Regions from separate parts of the Homo sapiens genome. Here region 1 is linked to region 2. A link is a loop called in an ENCODE intact Hi-C map of the cell type or tissue named here. Cell type or tissue: body of pancreas. All regions are shown on one strand. Each heading gives the region's core, and the rest is flanking DNA. Links, peaks and the distances in the headings are about the cores only. Region 1 overlaps GLIS3 (GLIS family zinc finger 3). Region 2 overlaps GLIS3 (GLIS family zinc finger 3).

Evidence for each region. Hi-C counts contacts between places; a loop is a spot of excess contacts. Peaks named below come from ENCODE experiments on the same cell type or tissue, not always from the same donor. Only the 100,000 strongest peaks of a DNase experiment are listed, where the experiment ranks them.
Region 1: it touches region 2 in a loop (2.4-fold over the local background); 3 of 110 quality-filtered maps call a loop at or near these places.

Annotation. Positions count from the first base shown.
Region 1 is chr9:4,039,205-4,049,092 of GRCh38, forward strand. The region is part of intron 4 of GLIS3 (GLIS family zinc finger 3); the gene reads right to left. Among named protein-coding and RNA genes, the nearest start is that of GLIS3-AS1, 150 kb to the left of the region's middle. In body of pancreas, for the core only: no CTCF peak of the experiment used is centred there; no DNase peak of the experiment used is centred there.
Region 2 is chr9:4,120,128-4,130,015 of GRCh38, forward strand. GLIS3 (GLIS family zinc finger 3) reads right to left here. Exons shown (of 11, transcript NM_001042413.2): 3 at 5,607-5,814. Among named protein-coding and RNA genes, the nearest start is that of GLIS3-AS2, 170 kb to the right of the region's middle. In body of pancreas, for the core only: no CTCF peak of the experiment used is centred there; no DNase peak of the experiment used is centred there; H3K27ac peaks cover 1,538 bases.

The DNA.
Region 1 (9,888 bases), core at 3,115-8,114, 80 kb before region 2:
TGGAGAGGGTCCTACATATTTATTCATAAAGGTATTTCTGCATATATTATGTAATTGGTGCCGAGGACCAAAATTTGAAGACTTGACTGAAAAAAAATTATTTTTCCCAGCTGTCCAATGCAGTATTATCTAGCCACTGAATAGCAAAATAGAGAAGCCACCAAACATTTTCTACAGGTATCCAAGCATCTCTCTCTCTCTCTTCCAGACAATGTATTTCCTGTGAGCTATGTGGAAAGAGGCCTGTGCTTCTTGGAAACAAGCTGCTCTGATGGGTCTCCAGCCCACAAAATACAAAACTTCACAAACACAGGACGGCAGCCTCAAAAAGGAGCTTACAGACCACCTCATCTAACTCCCTCAATTTTCTAGGCCATAAAAATACAGGCCAGGTAAGAGAAGTGACTCGTCCAAGGAAACACCACTATTTAGTGCCAAAGCCTGACCCAGAGCCTGCCTGGCTCCCAGCCAGTGCTCTTTCCCACTGTATTTTCTAAGATCTATGTGTTTTCCTCTACAATCGGTCCAGATTCTGTTAGGGTCATAGAAATGTCTGGGAGATGTTGAGTGTTTTTCAATGACTACTACAGTATAATGTCACAATGGTCAAGTACTACAGGAGTTAGAGCACTCAAGTTAGAAGCAGATGGAGCAAAAGTATCATTTTAGAATTTAAGTGCACAGTATAAATTGGAGGATCGACAAGGCCAATGGGTCAATGCCAAGCCCAAGGCCAGTGCATCACAAATGTGGAGGCCAAAACTGTTTGGGAAGATTTGAGTCTTAAGAGGAGAGCCAAGAGAAGTCCTACTTCAGTGGATTCCAAACAGAGGGTAACTGAGACCTCCTGTTTAATGAAATTACATCCTCTGCCCATCTGCAGGAAAGCCCCCTACACAGTCCTGGTACTTAACTGGCCAAATATTTACCCATTAATACCTTTATTTATGGAGGGGTGGTGATTTTAATAAAAATATAAATGGGGACATGTAAATCACAGCCTTGGTCTTCAAAGGGTTTTGCAAACTTCAAAGCATTTTAAATAATATGTCTGAATTACAAAACATTTTACTTCACAAGGTAAAAAAAACAAAAAACAAAAAACCTGCTACATTGAATATATAGTCCCCTAGTTACAAAGGTTTTCTGTCAAAAATTATTAATTCATTGTTTGAAAATGGCTGTTAGGTTTTTAAATTAACTCCCAAAGTCTCTTTCAATAACAAACTATTACAGCGTGCTACATTTACGATAGAAAAGGAAGACATCCCCGCTGATAGTATATCACAAATAAGGACAATCTGAACAACAAAACCAGATTTTAGGTCTTTTCCTAAAATCTTTAATGCAAGCAAGTGAAGAAAAATATTCAATCAATAAGGATATAGAAGGAATGGAAAAAATCTGAACGGGAACTCCCAGCACTTTGGAGAACTATTAATGTGGACGATAAAGACAGAGTTTCTTCAGTGGAACTAAGTGGATAGTGAGTTATAAAAGATGGAGAAAAGGAGAAAACACTATAAAAAGATGAAAAGAGGTGATGGAATGAGGTGTTCAGTAGATCGTTCTACCACAGTCTTCAAGTGGTGCTGTCAACTGGGTCAACTGGGTCATTGTTCTTTAGGTAAGAGTTGAAGTGAAGGTCATCAACAGTGGTTCTCAAAGGTGGTCTCCTGGTCCAGCAGCATCAGCACTGCTTGGAAACTTGTTTGAAATACAAAACATCAGGACCCACTCCAGACCCAGGGAAGGAGAAAGATTTCTTTCTCAACATTCTAATCCTGTCCCACCTCGTGATTCTAATGCATGCTAAACTTTGAAAGTGAAGGATAGTTATGTGGAGTGAGTACCATCAAGAAGGTGTTCATTACACAGGACATCTGCAAGGCAGGCATTTTGGCCATGTCCAGTAGTGACTGTACTTCTTTAAAACACTGTTTCTCAAATATGACTGCACATGGGAATCCCTGGGAAGCTTATTAAAAGCCCCGGGGGATGTCTAGCAATGACTGGAGATATCTTTGGTTGTTAAAACAAGGGGGTGGGAGTGGAAGTTTGCTACCGGCCTCTATTTCCCTCTACCAACTAGGGATAAGGGAAACTGCCAAACATCCTACAGTGCACAGAACAGCCTCTGCTGAAACGAACTATCTTGCCCCCAGTGTCATTAATGCTGCTTTTGAGAAGCCTTGCTTTAGGCAAATCAACTATCTCAATCTGTTTTAGTTTTTGCACCTTAGACTTGGTGGAAAAAAGCTTGGGTCAACTTCATGGGCACCACCATTGAGACTCAATTCTGCCTTACCAGAGCTCCATTTTTAGTGTGTGTGTGTCTCTGTGATGTTATCAGGTGCCTACTTAATTGTTCATAAAACGGTGCTTCGTTTCCTAATCAGTATGGTTCTTGTTTGCCTATGCTCTGTGAGACAAAGTAACAAATGTAAGATGGCATGTTTTATTTCTGTTCTCTGGAATCTAACGTCACAAAGTCCCTGACTCTCTGAAAACGTGAAGCTCTCCAGAAAGATGTTCTGAAGATAAAACCAGGTAGAACACCCAACCCCACTTCATGTCTCTTGCTTGAGTCACTATTTCCTTAAAAGATAAATGACCCTAGTCCTTGCCTTTTTCTGCACATAAGACAATATCTGACAGTCTTAGTGATTATGCTTCTGTAACCTATATCCAGGTGTACTCTTATGCCCAAACCTTGATATGACTCTGCTTTAGTGTAATTCTGGACAAGTTTGATGTGATTTTGCATGTCCTGAACCTCCACCACCTGTATATACGCAGTGAGCTGAAACTGTGCTGACAGAACCTCTCAAGAGAGCAACTCTCAAGCTACAGGCCTCATCTACAGTCCTCAATAAGATTTCTGAATAGAACGCACGTTAATCATTTCAAAAGCTTGGGTTTTTGTTTTTTTTTTCTTTAGTCAACAATCTCTTGGTCAGGAGCTTCCTGAAGGAAGGAAGGATGAGTGGAGAGATTTGGGTACCAAAATTTCACTCTGACACCCTAGTAATTCCCATGGCCAGCCTTGATTCTTCATTTGCAAGTATCCAAGATGTAAACATTATCAAGCCCAAGGGTCAGCAGAATAGAGAAGTGAAATGGGAACAGTGTTAACTGTCAGCCAAACATAGACTAAACCTAAGCTATCTTCATTAAAATGGATATTCTGAGAGCTGCTTCCGGTTAACCCATGAGTACATAAAGCATGCCAACTGCTGCTGGGAATCATCTGTTCCAAAGAGGCCAACACTTACTCGTCTGTTTTTATTTTGCGTAAAGAATGAGTAGAGCATAAAACCCCTCACCATCTAGTGCCTGTTTTACCCCAAATCTTCTACATCCACTGTTCCGAAGATTTCCACACTGATTCTGAGCAATTTATGTAAGCCCAGGTGTTCAAAGTTCCAGGTTGAAACATTTGGTTAATTAACATCATGCTGCAAACACTCAAAATCACTTCAGCTGCCACTATAACAAAACAAAACTCCCAAAAACAAAAACTGTAGGGAAATATAAACAAATGGCAGTATTCTTTGGAAAACAATATATGATTTTAGTGACAATAAAAGCAGCAAGGGCTTTCTTGATTTAATACTGTGTTTCTCAAAAACATTTTTCTAAAGGAAATTATATTGAGTTTGAGTAAAAACTTGAAAGTACACATTATTATGAGCAGAATGCAGCTATGTGCCAGGACGCCAAGTCATTAGAGCTTGCTTGAAAAGAAAAAAAAAAAAAAAGGTACAGTGAAAAAGAGCGCAAACCCCAAGAGTGGCAATCTTGGAAATATCAAAAGAAATGGCTATTCTTCTACTAAGAACCCAAAATGGTTTTTCTCCCCCGGAGCCACAATGCTCTCAGCTGTGGTTCTCTGCATTCACAGCTTCCCAGCCCCTCCCCTTCCCACAGCCCCACTCAAGGTCCCAATTTAACTCCTGCATTTTAATCCCTTTAAGCATCCATTTGTTCCTTTCCTCCCAATCACTTTCAGTGAGACTTTACGTCTTTGGCAAGGGGCCAGAGGTGGTTCTGTCAGAATTAATTTTTTTTTCAAGTATGAAGTGTAGAGTGTTGAGCAAGAAATCCAGTTTTCTTAGTTTTGAGGTGGGAGATCAGGGTGAGGTACACTGAGTTTTTTATGTATTTTCTAAGAATTAAGGCAGGTGGGGTGAGGGTGGGGAGCAGTTCTGATTGAGCTGTGGTAGGATTCCCAGGAGATAATCAGGTACGGCTGGTTTGGGGTGACTGGCAGGCTGAAGGCTCCATCAGTCAGTCTGTAGGAAGGGCTGGGAAGGGGCCTTTAAATCATATCCTAAAGAAGGAGAAGGTCAGCACCATGAGTTTTGTCTCAATGACTCAGTTATTGGAGGGCTGGGGAGGTGGTTTTGAGCACACTATTCTACTGCTGAGTTTGCTCCCAGGAAAACCTTCTTCTCTACAAGTCCCAACAGCCATGGACATGTGAATAAGCCTGAAAAACTAACAGAAAGATCTGTTTTCACACCATCTTTGAGCTACTGGGAACTGACCCAGTACCTCTTTAGAATAATGTGACTGAGTAACACAAAAGAGAGAAGAGTAATTATTTCCTATGAAGACAAGAACAGGATGCAGCTTCAGAGTTCACTTGTAGTTCTGGAGAACACAATGCAAGTCTTGGGTTGGGGGCTCCCAGATATATCAGCTGCAAGAGCAGCAGAACCTGACACCTGCAGCACTGGCCAGCACCCACAGCCGGCTGTTGTCACCAACAATGGAAGGCAATATGATGGGCCTTGTCAAGAGCACAGGTAAGGGCCAAGAGGGCAGAGCAGGCAAACATCACCAATAGGGTCCGGCACAGAAGAGAAAACTGGCAGACACCTTCAGTGTCCCAGAGAAGCTGAGCAACCTTCTGAGGATGCCCATCAGAAAGGACATGGGGAGGGAGTCTGTTCAACAGGAGAATGAAGTTCTTACAACAAAAGAAAGATCAAAGTCTTCGGAACAGTGTGTGGCTCTTAACTCTACCTGTGAAACCAGACACTCTCCATCCCCTAGTGCCAAGTTCGACTAAATAGACATAAAGCATTTATGCATATGATTATACAGATCTGTACGAAGACTGTAGGAGATATTAAGTAATCTCCCAACGCCCCTTAGCACGTCAACATTTGTTTTCCTGATTGTTCCTTTCCCTTAGGAAAATTAACACATAGTCTCTCTCTGGTCTCTCATAGTCTCTCATTTCTCTTTAATTTTCTGTTCCTGCTACTCCACGCCTGGTCCTATTCCTATTTTTCAGTGAAAATTATTCACAGAGAAGGAATCCAATGGGTCCATCTTATCCTATGTGGGAAAGAGCTTTTTGCTGGCCAGCACATGGAGTGACTGTCTTTGGGTCAGGTGCACATTGCAGTCTGGGTTGGGTACAGTAGACCTGGTGGTCTACAAGGTGAACCACTACCTCAGAAAGAGGTCATGGGCATGACTGAGGGTGACTGCTCACAGTACTGTCACAGAGTTAGAGACACTAGCATGCTTTCTCATATTTCTTTGAAAAGAAAAGCAAAAACCTGGGACTAACACAGACTCTTCACTTTCTTTTTATCTTTGGGCAGATCCATTCCTAAATTTTTCCAGACACCATCTTGAAAGTCCCCCAGGATAATAGAATGAGTAAGAAACAGACTACAGAATGCAGTGGGTGAGGAAAAACTTTTGATTAAGCCAAAAGCAAGGGCAGATGTAAATTCCGAGGAAGGGAGGACTCAGAAAGCTGTTTGGTAGTGCAGGCATAAAAAACAAGGCAGAGAACAGAGCAGAGTCTGTTTTTAGCATAGGACTAGGGTGGAAGTCACTCAACTGCAGCCAACAGCAGTGGCCAGACAACCTAGCACCTAGAGTTGCCTTAGATCTTTGAATTCCAAGTCCTGACATTTACTGATTCAATTTTGTGTTTCCAAGTTGCCATTTTGGCCATATTGATATTGCATCCTTATCGTAAGCCCTATTACTTGAAGACGGTCCCCTTGCAAATGAAGGAAACTGATGTACACACTGGACCTTGTGGATTTCACGTAACTAAAAAGCTGCAGGAAGATGAAGTGTTCTGAACTTTTTGCTATAAAAATGAAAAAATTTTTTTTGAGCCGGAATCTCGCTCTATCACCCAGGCTGGAGTGCAGTGGTGCGATCTCGGCTCACTGCATCCTCCACCTCCCAGGTTCAAGCAATTCTCCTTCCTCAGCCTCCCGAGTAGCTGGGATTAGAGGCACACACCACCACACCTGGCTAATTTTTTTTTTTTTTTAAGGTAGAGATGGGTTTCACCATGTTGGCCAGGCTGGTCTCGAACTCCTGACCTCGTGATCCTCCCACCTCAGCCTCCCAAAGTGCTGACATTACAGATGTGAGCCACCCCACCCAGCTGAACTTTTCTTTTGTACATGCAATGTAACAACTTGGAAAAAGAAGAAGTCCTGGCCCCAACAGCAGATGCCTGGAAAGAATCAGACAAGAGGCTGAAGGTGAAATTAAACACAGTCTCGCAATCACAGCTCTAGATATTATGAGTCCTTGCAACAGAGATCACTAATGTTCCGCCCCGTCAGATATCTTTGAGTACTCTTGGAAAATGAAAGATGTGCCAAAAGTTGGAGGACTGGCAAATGTCATTCATACTTTTAAACTGAAGAAGAAAGATTCTAAAAATTATATAGAGGTCGGTCACCTTGGGAGATCGGGGGGGAAATCATAAATGGTTTATTAGGCTGCTCATGACAAGACAGAACAAAAAGTGCAACTGCCAGGAGGCAGCAAATTTTAATTTCACTCAGAATTGGCCACATCAGCCTAAGCTCATTTTTCCCTTCATTTATATTGCTGTACCAAAATATGGACTTCAACAATGTATTTTATAAGGTCTCTTATGGCAGTCTTATAAATTATAGAGGGGGGTGTAAAACTTGTTATAAACTGTTTTCAAAGTTGATACTCACCTTAAGAGAGGATTCTAGTAGCTTACCACAGGGCTCTATTCTTGACCTGCCCAGTTGAACATTTTCATCATGCACCTATGTGAAGACAGTAAAGGCAACCCTACCAAATCTTCACAGGCACAGTGCTGAGAAAAACAGTAAAGACCCTGAATGGTACAGTATGGATCCAAAGAGAGGGTTGGCAGGCATGAGAGGTGGGTTAGATCTAGCAGGATATAACACTTTGGGGCCCAAATAAACAACCCTATAAGGAGGGGCTGAGAGATACATGACTTAAGCAGCAGCACACAGAAATGCTCTGTGTTCATCAACAGAAAACTGAACATGGGTCAAAGGTGGGGCCAGCAATCAATGAAGCTAATACGATAAGTTGTACTTAATGTGCATGTGATTTTTAGAATTAGGTAGGTAATAAATCTTTTCTACTCTGTGCCATACTTGAAGTATTATCTTCACTTCTAGCGTTGCATTTTTTGAGGGAAGTACATTCACTGGAATATATTTAGAGTTCCTCTACCAGGATAATGCAGGAACTCTAAATTGTATTATATGAAGAATGGCTGAATGAACTAGGCATGTTTACTTGGCAAGTATGGGTTGAGAGACATGGCAATTCTTCTTCAAATAAATGAAAACTGAAGAGAGGCAATACTTCATCTAGGTATTGCCAGAGGACACAATTAGGGATGAAAGCTGTAAAGGATATTTTACCTCAATGTGAAAACAGTTTAAGCCCTGGCAGATGCTCAAAGTCTCAACAAACACTAATGGGAAAGTTGTCGGAGTGTAGACTTCAAAATGGGTTGCTGAGTTGGTGATATTGTTTGGCTCTATGTCCCCACCAAAATATCACCTGGAACTGTAATCCCCATGAGTTGAGGGAGAAACCTGCTGGAAGGTGACTGGATCATGGGGGCTGTTTCCCCCATGCTGTTCTTGTGTTAGTGAGTGAGTTCTCATGAGAGCTGATGGTTTCACAAGGGGCTCTTCCCCCTTCGCTCTGTCTCTCGCCTGCCACCAGCTAAGACGTGACTACTTTCCCTTCTGTCATGATTGTAAGTTTCCTGAGGCCACCCCAGTCATGCAGAACGTGAGTCAATTAAACCTCTTTCCTTTATAAATTACCCAGTCTCAGGTAGTATCTTGATAGTAGTGTGAAAACGGACTAATACAATTGGGTAATCTTTTAAGGTCCTTTTAAATCTTAAGAATCTTTATTTTTATATTACTTTTTTAGACCCATATTCTAATTCTGTTCATTTCACTAATTTCAAAAACCTGTTACTGCTCTGAATTACAAACAAACTTAAATCCACACCTTGTGACCTACCCTTTCTGGTTCACTTACTTTGCATTTTAGCTTCACAAATAATAAAGTACCTATTATGCTGGGAGCTAGAGATGCATAAGTGACTTACACATGGTTCCTGACCTGAAGAAGCTCACAATCTAGGGAAAGAAAAAACTGTAATATAACGATGTCAGTATGAAAAGAGGTGGGAGTCGGCTCAGTGTGCTACCCCATGCCAGCACAGAAAAGGGAACCCTAGTTGATTCAGGAATGTTCTGGGAAAGACATGAACCTGGGTGTTATGGCTCCAAAGCCAACATTCCTGACCTCTCTGTCTGCTTTTTCGGTTACATAGGAAAATAATTGCAATTAGTGTAGGCAAGGCCAGTAAACTTTTGTGAGATGAACTCTGTTGGGACAGCAGAAATCTACTTCACCAGCTGGTAGGCCTAAGGAGGTCTTTGTTCTCTGGTTCTTACTTTTCCAACAATCTCTGGGTAAGAAGTGTGGGCAAGACTCAGGGCTTAGGCAGTGGGGAAAGGGGCCTCACTGTGTTCTCCAATTGAACCCATGATTGGAGAGCCCTAAATAAAACTGGCATTTTGCCCCCATTTACTGCAGTTCTGTGTGTTCACACTGAATTTATCCGACCCCTGAAGAAGAGTGAGGGGTAATGACCTTTTAGAAAATTTTATTATGTAGGGCTGGCTATAGTTAAACATAATGCAACATTTAAATGAAACCAAGGAAAGTAAATGGTATTTTTAAATTCAGAATGATATGTGTGAGGATCAAGAAAACATGTTTAGCAGAAGATGGAAGGGCAAAAAGCTGTTAGATGGTTCACACACTGTAAGGGATCCTGCTGGAAACTTATTACCCTGTGGATCTTTTTAAACAGTCCACCTTAAATGCTGATATTATATGGGGCTATCATATAGCCATGCCATGGCTCAGTATGTGCATAATATAAGCCATTCTCATAAATAGAAAAAAAAAGTAGCTAGCACGGTCAGAAACAGCTGGCTTAACCACATTATGGTATTCAACTGTGTGCTTATTTTTAAATTGCGTCAAATTGCTCTGAAGCCAATGACCTAATGAAGACAGAAGCATCTCTTCAAAGAGAGCACAAAAGCATCTTTTAAGACCATGATCAATAGGTGGCAGCATCTCTTCCAGCACTGAAGTCCTCTCTGTGGGGCTCAGATGAAGCAAATTTTCTCAGTAATTTCACCCCTCTCAAGGGCTGTCTTTCCAGCCACCCATCAGGTGACTAGGCCTAGCCTATGCACCTGTTAGGATTCCTGCACAAATATCTGACCAACAACTTAGTTACTTCCAACATTTGAGCGCTTTTCTAGAAACAGGCAATGTAGACCTCCTAACAACCATCTCTGGAATGCCAGTGACCCTACTGCATGCTTTCACTTTGAAATAGTCACCAACACGTGGCAGGACAGGAAATTATTTGGGGATCCAACCAAGTCAGCAGACCTCAATCTGGACTGAACACCATGGACATACAGAGAGGGCTAAGAACAAATGGTGAGGTTCTAACCAAATAGCAGTTCAGACACACACCAATGATGTCTG
Region 2 (9,888 bases), core at 2,160-7,159:
GCTGTTAAACATCAACCTGTCTCAAAGGAACTGAGGTAAAAGAAGCATTTTCATCCCACCTGTTCATCTTACTCTGTTTCACAAAATGGAGGCCACAAACACCATTTCATACAAGCATATGATATTAGCAAGAAAAACATCTCAGCTCCAAAATGCACAGTACAAGGTGATAACACCATCATCAACGAGATGTTACCATCGAGTGAAGTAATGTTTACCAAAGACAAACACAGCAGGAATTTACATCCAGTTGCCCTTGACATAGATTTTCCTCTTGGTCCACATCCTTAAATTCGGGTTGTAGTCTTTTTGCAACCTCCACAGTGGTTCTGGAACCATCTAGTTTTTAATTCCCCACGGACACTTTTCAATTATTTTCCCAGCACACTTGCAGCATGTGGCTCTTCCTGCAGAGCTCAGCTGAAGGCTCCTGGTGATTGGATGTCAAGGGCCTTTTGGTCTCTTCCCCAGCAAGATCGAGGAATTGCTTTCGGACCCAAACTAAATTAGTAGTCCTATCGTATATGAGACAGAGACAACTGACTGCTTTACACCCGCAGGTTGAGAAGGTTCATAGAACATAAAGAACCAGAGCTTTGGCAGAGCTACATGCCTGAATGGATGCACATTCTCAGGTGCTACAATTGCCTGTCACTGTCATACTGGAGCATATTAGATTGTTAAGTCATGACTAACAGACAGAAGTATGTTATCCACCTATATATACTTTGCTTATAAAATTGTATTATTTGGTTTCAGGGCAGCCTATAGTGAAACGTTCATTTGCTCCACTGTTGAGAGATGATTCTTATTTCTCTCAAATTATACTTAAATATGGCTCAATCAAAATCTGCACATAAAGCCATGCAGGCACATTATATAACTTTTTGGGCATCTGAGTTTTCTAAGACAATTATATATTTTTCAGAAAGCAAATTCTATATTCTATTCATTAAAGTATTAATATGAACAGAGAACTCTCTTCTATCTCAAACACCTAATGAGAACAAAACTTCCCCAAATGGCCTTTGCCTAGCAGCCAGTCTTCCTCCTGTGTGATTACTCAGATCTTTTAATCTTTCAAAGCTCTAATCCATGACATCTCTCCCCAGTACACTAGCTCCCAGTGGAAGTTCTCTTCCCAAAGAAGTTATATACTGTCTGCAATGTGTCTTAAATGTAGTTAACTTCAGGCATCTGTGGGTGTTATATTCTTCAATAAATTTCAAAGTCTTTTAACAGAAGGGATCATTTTTATCTTCCCAGTGCCTGCCAGAATGTAAGATACATACTAAGTACTCAAAAAACTGTTGATTAGGAAAGTAAATAAGTAATCAATATAGTGACAACAGAACATTATTTATGGCACTCACAAAGCATTTTCCCTATATATGATCTCATTTGATACAACCTGTCAGTTAAGTAAACTGGATTTTAAAAATAACTTCTATTTTACAAAGAATAAAACAGGGTTTGGGAAATTTCTCCCAGTGACACACACACACACACACACACACACACACACACACACACACCCCAAAGTTCTTAGAGAAATACAAGTGAAGCTGTGCTTGATAGGCAGTGACCTACTGGATCATACACATTCTCTATTGTTTTCTTTACATTGTATCCCACATGTCACCCACAATGCTCTGCTTAATTGAAAGACCTGGTATAACAGGCTTAAAGTCACACAAGCTACGATGGGCACCCAAATTTTCTGTTCTTCCTGCAATAATATGTTGAATGAATGTGAATGGTTCCAAAGGATTCTGGCCTCTAACTCCTGCTGCTACCCACACGAGGCCCACAGCAAAGAAAGTGACAGCTGTATCATTATTTGAGAGCAATCTCCATTTCCATATGCTCATCTGATCCTACTGATATTACTTCTGGTGATTGGTTAATTTGGAACTATATGTAAAAGGAAAGGAGATATATCTTGAACAAAATAAAACTAATAGGAAAACTCAGAAACCATCAGCAAAAATGATTAGGGTGGCTGGTTAACCAAGAACTCAGTAACTTGTATGGGGCCATAAGAGCATGAGAGGCATGATGACCATGTTAGATGTTTGCTTCAATGTCAAGCTCAAAAGAAGTTCTAATACATCACATGGAGAATTCCTCAAAAGAAAAAATATATTCCCTATATATGTAGATCATGAAAAAGACGGCCAGTCCTAGTCTATCTGGAAATTCGTGTCTATGTGCCTCAGCAAATCCCCTAAAAGAATTAGTACTGTATCTAAAGACAGGATGGCTTTATAAACTGTTACAATTTACAGAGAGCCTGGAGTGCATCCTCAACCCCCTTAGCCTTCTCTGACCTTTGTGGATATACTCTCAAAGGAAACCATCACCAAGAATTTCTGATTTAGGAAATAAAAATCTAAATACAGTGCCTTTTTGGATCTGGAATGACATTCGGTGATGGCTGAACTTTGTCACTGACAAGCTAAGCACTTGGACTTTCTGTGTCCTGGTTCCATCGGGTCTTAAACAGAAATATTTGCAGGTAGTTTATGAAAATTCAATCATAAAATGCAGGATTACAATGCATGTGAAAACACTAGAAAAGCTAAGTATGCTACCAAAGCCATGCAGGTGGCATCTGAGTAGAATGTTTCTTCTACTACTCAATGTTTGTTAGACTGCTCTATGAAACTGCTGTATGATGTTACTGTATCAGCACCTCAGCCTTGTCATTTTAGGGGAAATATATACAATGGCCTCTGTATTCGAGTTTTGGCAAGGCCTAAATCGAGAATGACTCCTGGATCTTCAAGACGGTAAGGTATAGTTTGCATTTATCATTAAGCACAGGTAATCAGAAATGGTTGGGAAATTAATCTAGGCAAATATATAGCCTTAAGGCAGGATTCTTATTATTGGATTAAATAGAATCCAACAAAGCTAAGGAAAAAGAGCTTTTCCCCAAGATGAGCACACCCAAAAAACATACCCAAAGGAGGTCAAAAGAAAAAATACAAACAGCCAATAAATCTATGAAACTTCATAGATTTATTTATGAAAACTTTAATATTGTCAATAATTAAGAATGCAAATTAAGATAAAATAACATTTTACAGATCAAACTGGCAAAGTTTCTAAACTAGTAAAAGTTCTAAAAATAATAATACCTAGTAATGAATGGTGTATTAGAAAACAGGCACTCTCTTGGACTGCTGGTTAGTTTATAAATTGCTAGTGAGTTCCTGCAGTACAGTTTGAGAATATGTATAAAAAGCCTCAAAACTCTTTTAACACAACAAATTTTACTTTTAAGAATTTATTCTAATAATCAGAATTGTGCAACAAAAGATGTACAGAGCTGATCCAATAAAGCATTATTTATAATTTTTAAAGAATGGGAAACAACTAAGTGCCAACTAACAAAAGACTAATTTTTAAAATTATAATTTTATTTATACACTTTCTTTATAAAGTGGAATCCTGGACAGGAAGAAGCCATTATATGATGTTGAAAGAGGCTTTTATTATAAAAGCTTATAATATATTAACTGGAAAAAAGTAATTAAAAACTATGTAGATTACTAGATCAATTTAGTGGAAAGGAAAGCCTATGTTTATTGTATATGTTTGACTATAACTGGAAGGATGTATATCAAAATTCCACCCATGGTCGTCTCTGGGGACAGAATTCAGGATGACTGTCATTTAGTGCTTGGTACTTTTCCATGTTTTCCACATTTTCTACAGTGAATAAGAATTACATCTTCAGGAAAAACAATACATTTTGCAGCTTTTCATAGGGCAGCATCTCTCAAACTGGACAGTTCATGCCCCCTTTTCCACTTCCATCCACTCCCAGCATGCCCCCAATGTATAAAACGCTAAGCTGATTCTCTCTCCATCTTCTCTTTATCTCCAGTAAAATGTTGAACTTTGCCTCTTATTGAACTGTTGCCCCTTATTCTTTCTCTCCATTGATGAAATACACAAACCAAGGCTCACAAATAAATGCAACCTTTCCAAATTGCTAAAAGTAAGTTCCATATTTCACCAAGCAATTCCCAATTCCTGTTTCTTTGCTCATCCTGAAAAAAAAAATTCCATAGAAGGACTCAAATAATAAATACATAGTCAAAAACACTTGTCAGTGAATCGTTAAGGTGTTGTCTTTTAAGGTTATAAAATTATGCTAAGGAATCAAATATGCCAGAAAACAATGAGATAATGACCCCTCTCTGGCCGACCCATAAAAGGGACTGCATAAGATACATGGCTTAAGCAGTCTGTGCCCTGACTACTGTCAGTTTCACCGTTAATTATACTTCTGCCTTCAAGGCATGGGCTGGACTTGCCACAGAAAGGAAGCTGAAGGCTTCCCAATGACACCCACCCCATGAGCACAGTTCATTTTACATGCAGCACTCAGCAAGTCTGAGAAGTCCCTTAAGGCATAATCATCAATGGGAAAATGACAGCAGCTTCCCATCACAAAAAGTCTCAGGTGAAAAACAAGTTTCTATCTCATGAAAAAATTGGCATAAATAAATGATTCAGGAACTATGATTTCAGAGTCTCAAATAGTGACTAGGAGGGACAGCACAGAGATACAAGAGGGGAGAACAGGATTAGGAGGAAGGAAAGGAAGAAGACACAAGACCTCAGAACTGCAAGGCACATAGCAGGTTACAGATCCTAAAGAAGAGGAAGCAGGGGCTTAGAGAGTAAAATTCCTTTGCAAGACCATAGTTATGGCAGAACTAGGACTAAGGCAGAAACTGTGGATTGTGTTTTTCCAAGAAAATAACTTCTAGAAGATAAAATAATTTATTTCAAACATAGACACAGACCTTAAACACTGTACAGTATTTTGGCTTTATGCCCCCTCCCACCTAATATCAACCTTGAGAGAGATAAAGCTTTGTCTGAGGGGGTGATTTCCCTTTTCTATTCAATTCCCTCCCTTGGAGATAGACACATGGCATTTATAGTACCTACTTACTATGGAACCTAATCGACATTGTGTTGAAATGTTATGTAACTCAAACACAAAAGTATGCCTTTCCAGACACATCATAAAGTCTTAAAATTTATGCTTTCTATCTTTACTCTCTCTACTAGGCCCCTAAACTTCAACTATTATATTATGCAGACAGTAGGAACTTAACAAATATTTAAGTAGATGGGTAGCTGGATGGATGCACAGATGGACAAGACAGATTGTTGAGCTGCCTGGAAACTCTGCATCATATTCATAGAAAACCTGGCAGGTAAGATAGGTGTACATGGACCATGCAAATTTGCTAGGCCATGATATGATTGCTTCACCAGAAATTGACAAATTTACACACCGTGTTTCAGTCACTGAGGCCCCACAATCTCAAATTAGGTATTCATGTCACTCACACCACAAGACAGTAGGTATTAAAGCATTCCTCCCAATTAAGATGATAAGATGGCACATACTTAGTTTTAGACATATTCCCCTACAAACCTCAAATTGAGAGAGTTGCTTGAGTGTGTAAGTGTATGAGTGTGTGTGTGTGTGTGTGTGTATTCAGAAAGAGAACGGAAAACACTTGTGGGGTGTGTTTATACCATAAAGAAAGGGGAAAAAAAAGTTAACTTGAGACCTGGTATCTGAAGGAGGTATATTCAGGTTGGCTGCATTCATTGCCCTCTGTAAGCTAGGACTGATCTGGTTGCATGCTGTAGAGACCTGGCTTGCTGGAGGTGAAATGAGTCCCAGTCGCTGAACCATCATGGGACTGCTGGTGACCACTAGATTGTTGCAGCTGCCTTTTCCAATGGACTTGCACTGAGGCCCAAAGCCAAGAGCCCCTAAAAACAAATGAATCAGGTTAGCTTTCATGTCCCTTACATCAGAAATCAGTAAATACAGACATGTGCACGCTTATATCAGGACCCATCTTTAGAGACAGTCCTCAGATCATTTTTTTTTTTAGTATTGGTGATAGCAAAAGGCTTTCTCCAATTCCAATGACAAAGCCATAACGCTATAATAGAAACCTTTCCATAATCAGCACTCATACAAAATGTGCTTAAATTTTACTCCTTCTATGTAGAAGTGTCCAGTTATATTAAAAATCATATTTTATAATATCCTTACCTAAAGGGTTAAGGTGGTAAGTAGATGGGATTGCCTGTATCAAACCAAGTTTTTTCCTAGAATAGCTAATATCTTGAATCACCCAGCAAGGAAAGTTGACACTACTGGAAAAAACCTGTTTAACTGGTTTACTTCATTCCAAATCTGTACTTCCAAAAAGTCCCTTCACAAGGATGTAGTCTGGCTGTGTCTCTCTACTCTTGATTTTTTTTCTCCTCATCTCAACACATTGTCATTGGACATCTACTCAATTTTTTAAAATATCAGGATGAGAGAGTTGTAAACAAAATGCTCATTTGAAAAACAGCATGGTAACCAAATTGGACATAGATTTTTCATTTTCATTAGTAACAATCTTTCAGTGTAGTAAAAGCTGGTACATACCCAAAGGGGAAAGAAAAAAAGGAACCCACAAGAATCTGTGTCGTTATGGAAAAGTGAAAAGCAAAGAGTTTGAGAAAGGCAAACACTGCCATGACTCATTTATAAAAAAATCATAATGAGCTGAATCATTCTAGACATTCTTTTTACATGGATGCACTTTTTCAAACTTTTTTTGTCAACTACCTGGTCAAGTCTCAGTAACTATACACTCTGTTCCCATTTCTAGCAAACAAAAATATATACGATCTCAATCTTTAACAAATTAAGCTTTACATTGCAAATTTCCCATCTTTTTCATTGATATATTTGGGATCGAAGTAGGAAGAAAAGTGTCACTGTCACTTTTCTTAGCTGTAGGGGTCATAATTTCCTATTTTGTTTTCCCCAAAATTAAATCAATAGCCCAAAAGTGCCTTTGTCATCTTTTGTAACATTCTTCCCAAGAGCCCCCCAAAACAATAGAACAAACAAGACATTGGAGCAGTCACTGTTTCCATCAGTGCAGCCCTATCTCAAAAATGCTGGGGGAGTCACAGCATCATTAGCTGCCAGGAATCCTGGTCTAGTGCAGACTTATGGGACACTAAAATCCAAGTGGTAATTGACCTGCACAAAATCACACAGGGATTTAAAGGGAGAACAGAAACTGATTCTACGAGAATGTATTTTTATGACACCTGTGTGCTTAAATTTAGGCTCTGATATGCCTAGTTTCTTCCTTGTACACTTTCCAAGATCATTTGCTCCAAAAGAAATTTCTCTGATTTTCTTTCCCAGATACATAAACCAGAACCTCTCCTTGACCCCTCCCATTGCAGTTTATATCTGATCCATCTTCTTGTGCCTTAAAAGATCAGTTATAGATATTCTGTTTTCGTAACTCATAAAGCACTGTATTATCCGGGCTTCATCTTGACACCAAGAATAGTAGGTACACTTTTATGTAACTGCATCATAAATTCAATATCTTTAAAAATCTCAATAAGCTACATGCATTAGCTTTTCATATTCCCTTTTTACCTTGAAAAAAAGGCAATGTGATGGTTCATAGCCTAGTCCAGTATATAAGACTGAATGAATGAATTCTCTATATGAATTCTTTCCCCAGGTCCCATTGCTACTAGCCACTATTATTAAAAGCAACATCAATTATCAAGTATTCTGTCAAATTTAATGTCATATATTTATCTAAGGAACTCAGTCATTCCATGCCTATTTCCTTTTCAGAAAAAAGGTATTAATATCTATCTACCTCTAAAACAAAGATATAGCAGCTGGAACAGCATCCAAGGAATACTACTTGATGGCAAAACATACCAATAGATTATTTCATAAAACTAAAATGGCACATATTGTAAGGTGTACCATTATTTTACGTACCAGTAAGAACATGAACTGCCAGTCCAACTAGTGCATGATGTCCAGATTTCAGAGATGTTGTAATGTAAAAACATGCACACCTTAGAGCCAATACAAACTAATGTGATCACTGAAACATTTATTTTAACCCTTATCTTGTTCATGCTCTTCTCTTTGCCTGGAATGCCCTTACCCTAACTTATCCACCTAGTGAGCACCTCTGCATCTTTAAGGTCTCAATGCAAGGGTCACCTCCTATATGACCTCCTCCTCCACTACCTGTTAGGCAGATCTGACCACTGCTTCTTTCATTTGTCCACATCTCCCATCACACATGTGCCTCAGCACCTATAGTGCTTCAGGGAACTAAACTCTTTACATGCCTGCCATCTTCTCACTTTTATACTTCACTGCTGTTTAAAGACAAAGCTCTTGTTTGAAGCATCTCTACTTCCTTAGCACCTAACCTAGGGTCTAATGCACATTACATAATAAAGTCTATCCAGTGAAATTAGAATGAATGAAAGAAAACAAAAGATACTTATAAGTGAATATTAAATACTGACAAGTTATTCCACTGAAACTCTCCTGGTCATCTTTGTTGATGATATACAGTACCATTTTTCAAAAAGCAGAAACAAAAAAACTCCAAGTCAATCCTTTGATGTCTCTCCACATAATTGCTAACTAGATCTGAATGGAATATGAAGTCAGTGGGGGTAGTAATTATAAATCCATCTTCCTGGGCCAGAATTTTACACTGGTCAAGGCTGCCTCTGTAACTCTCTACTCTGGATTCATACATTCACATTGTTTTCTTGCTTTGTAATAAAGAAATGCTAATTATCTCCCTAGTATCTCCACATTCTTACTATACCACCTCCTACTCCCAAATTCACTGGTCAACTTTACACTTTACACTCAAGTGTAAAGCCAAAAGGCCAAGAAGCGATCACTGGTCAACTTTAACCCCATCTAAGCACAAATGGTGTCACAAATGGTATCCTTGAAGCATGAAAATTAATGGTGAACTTCTTGGGAACATGTAAATGTTTGTGGTACAACTATGAGGATGTTCTGGAAAATGGAAAATGGCAACATCTGTCTCACACATGCAGGCAAACAAGTCTGACCAAGAACCACTGTGCTCAATACAGCCATCTAAGTGTTTTTCATAATGCCAGAAACATAATGAACACCTATACCTCCAGACTTCTCAGAATTGTGCAGTGTCTTGGAGTGTGGGCTCTGGAGATAGCTTGCCTGGGATCTGCTATTTGGGGACTTACGCAAATTACTTAACATTTTTGTGCCGTATTTCTCCATGTCTATGTCTTCTCATCTGCCAAACAGGGATAAAGTTAACCCTCCCTCTGATATGGTTTGGATCTGTGTCCCCACCCAAAACTCACATTCAACTGTAATGACCAGTTTTGGAGGTGGGGCCCAGTAGAAGGTGATTGGATCATGGGGGGTGGATCCTTCATAAATGGTTTAGCACCATCCTTTGGTGCTGTTTTCATGATAAGTGTTCTCATGTGATCTGGATGTTTCAAAGTGTGTGGCACCTCCCCCTCTCTCTCTTCCTCCTGCTCCAGCCATGTAACACATGCCTGTTTCCCCTTCGCCTTCCACCATGATTGAAAGTTTCCTGAGGCCTCCCCAGAAGCTTCTATGCTTCCTGTTAAGTCTGCAGAACCATGAGCCAATTAAATCACTTTTCTTTATAAATTAGCCAGGCTCGGGTATTTCTTTATAGCAATGCGAGAACAGACTAATACCAAGGAGTGGGGCATTACCATGATACCTGAAAATGTGGAAGAAGCTTTGGAATTGGGTATGGACAGAAGTTGAAAGAGTGTGGAGGACTCAGAAGAAGACAGGAAGATGTGGAAAATAGTGGAACTTCCTAGAGACTGCCCGAATTATGACCAAAATGCTGACAGTGATATGGACAGTGAAGTCCAGGCTGAGGAGGTCTCAGATGGAGATGAGGAACTTGTTGGGAACTGGAGCAAAGGTCACTTTTATTATCCATTAGC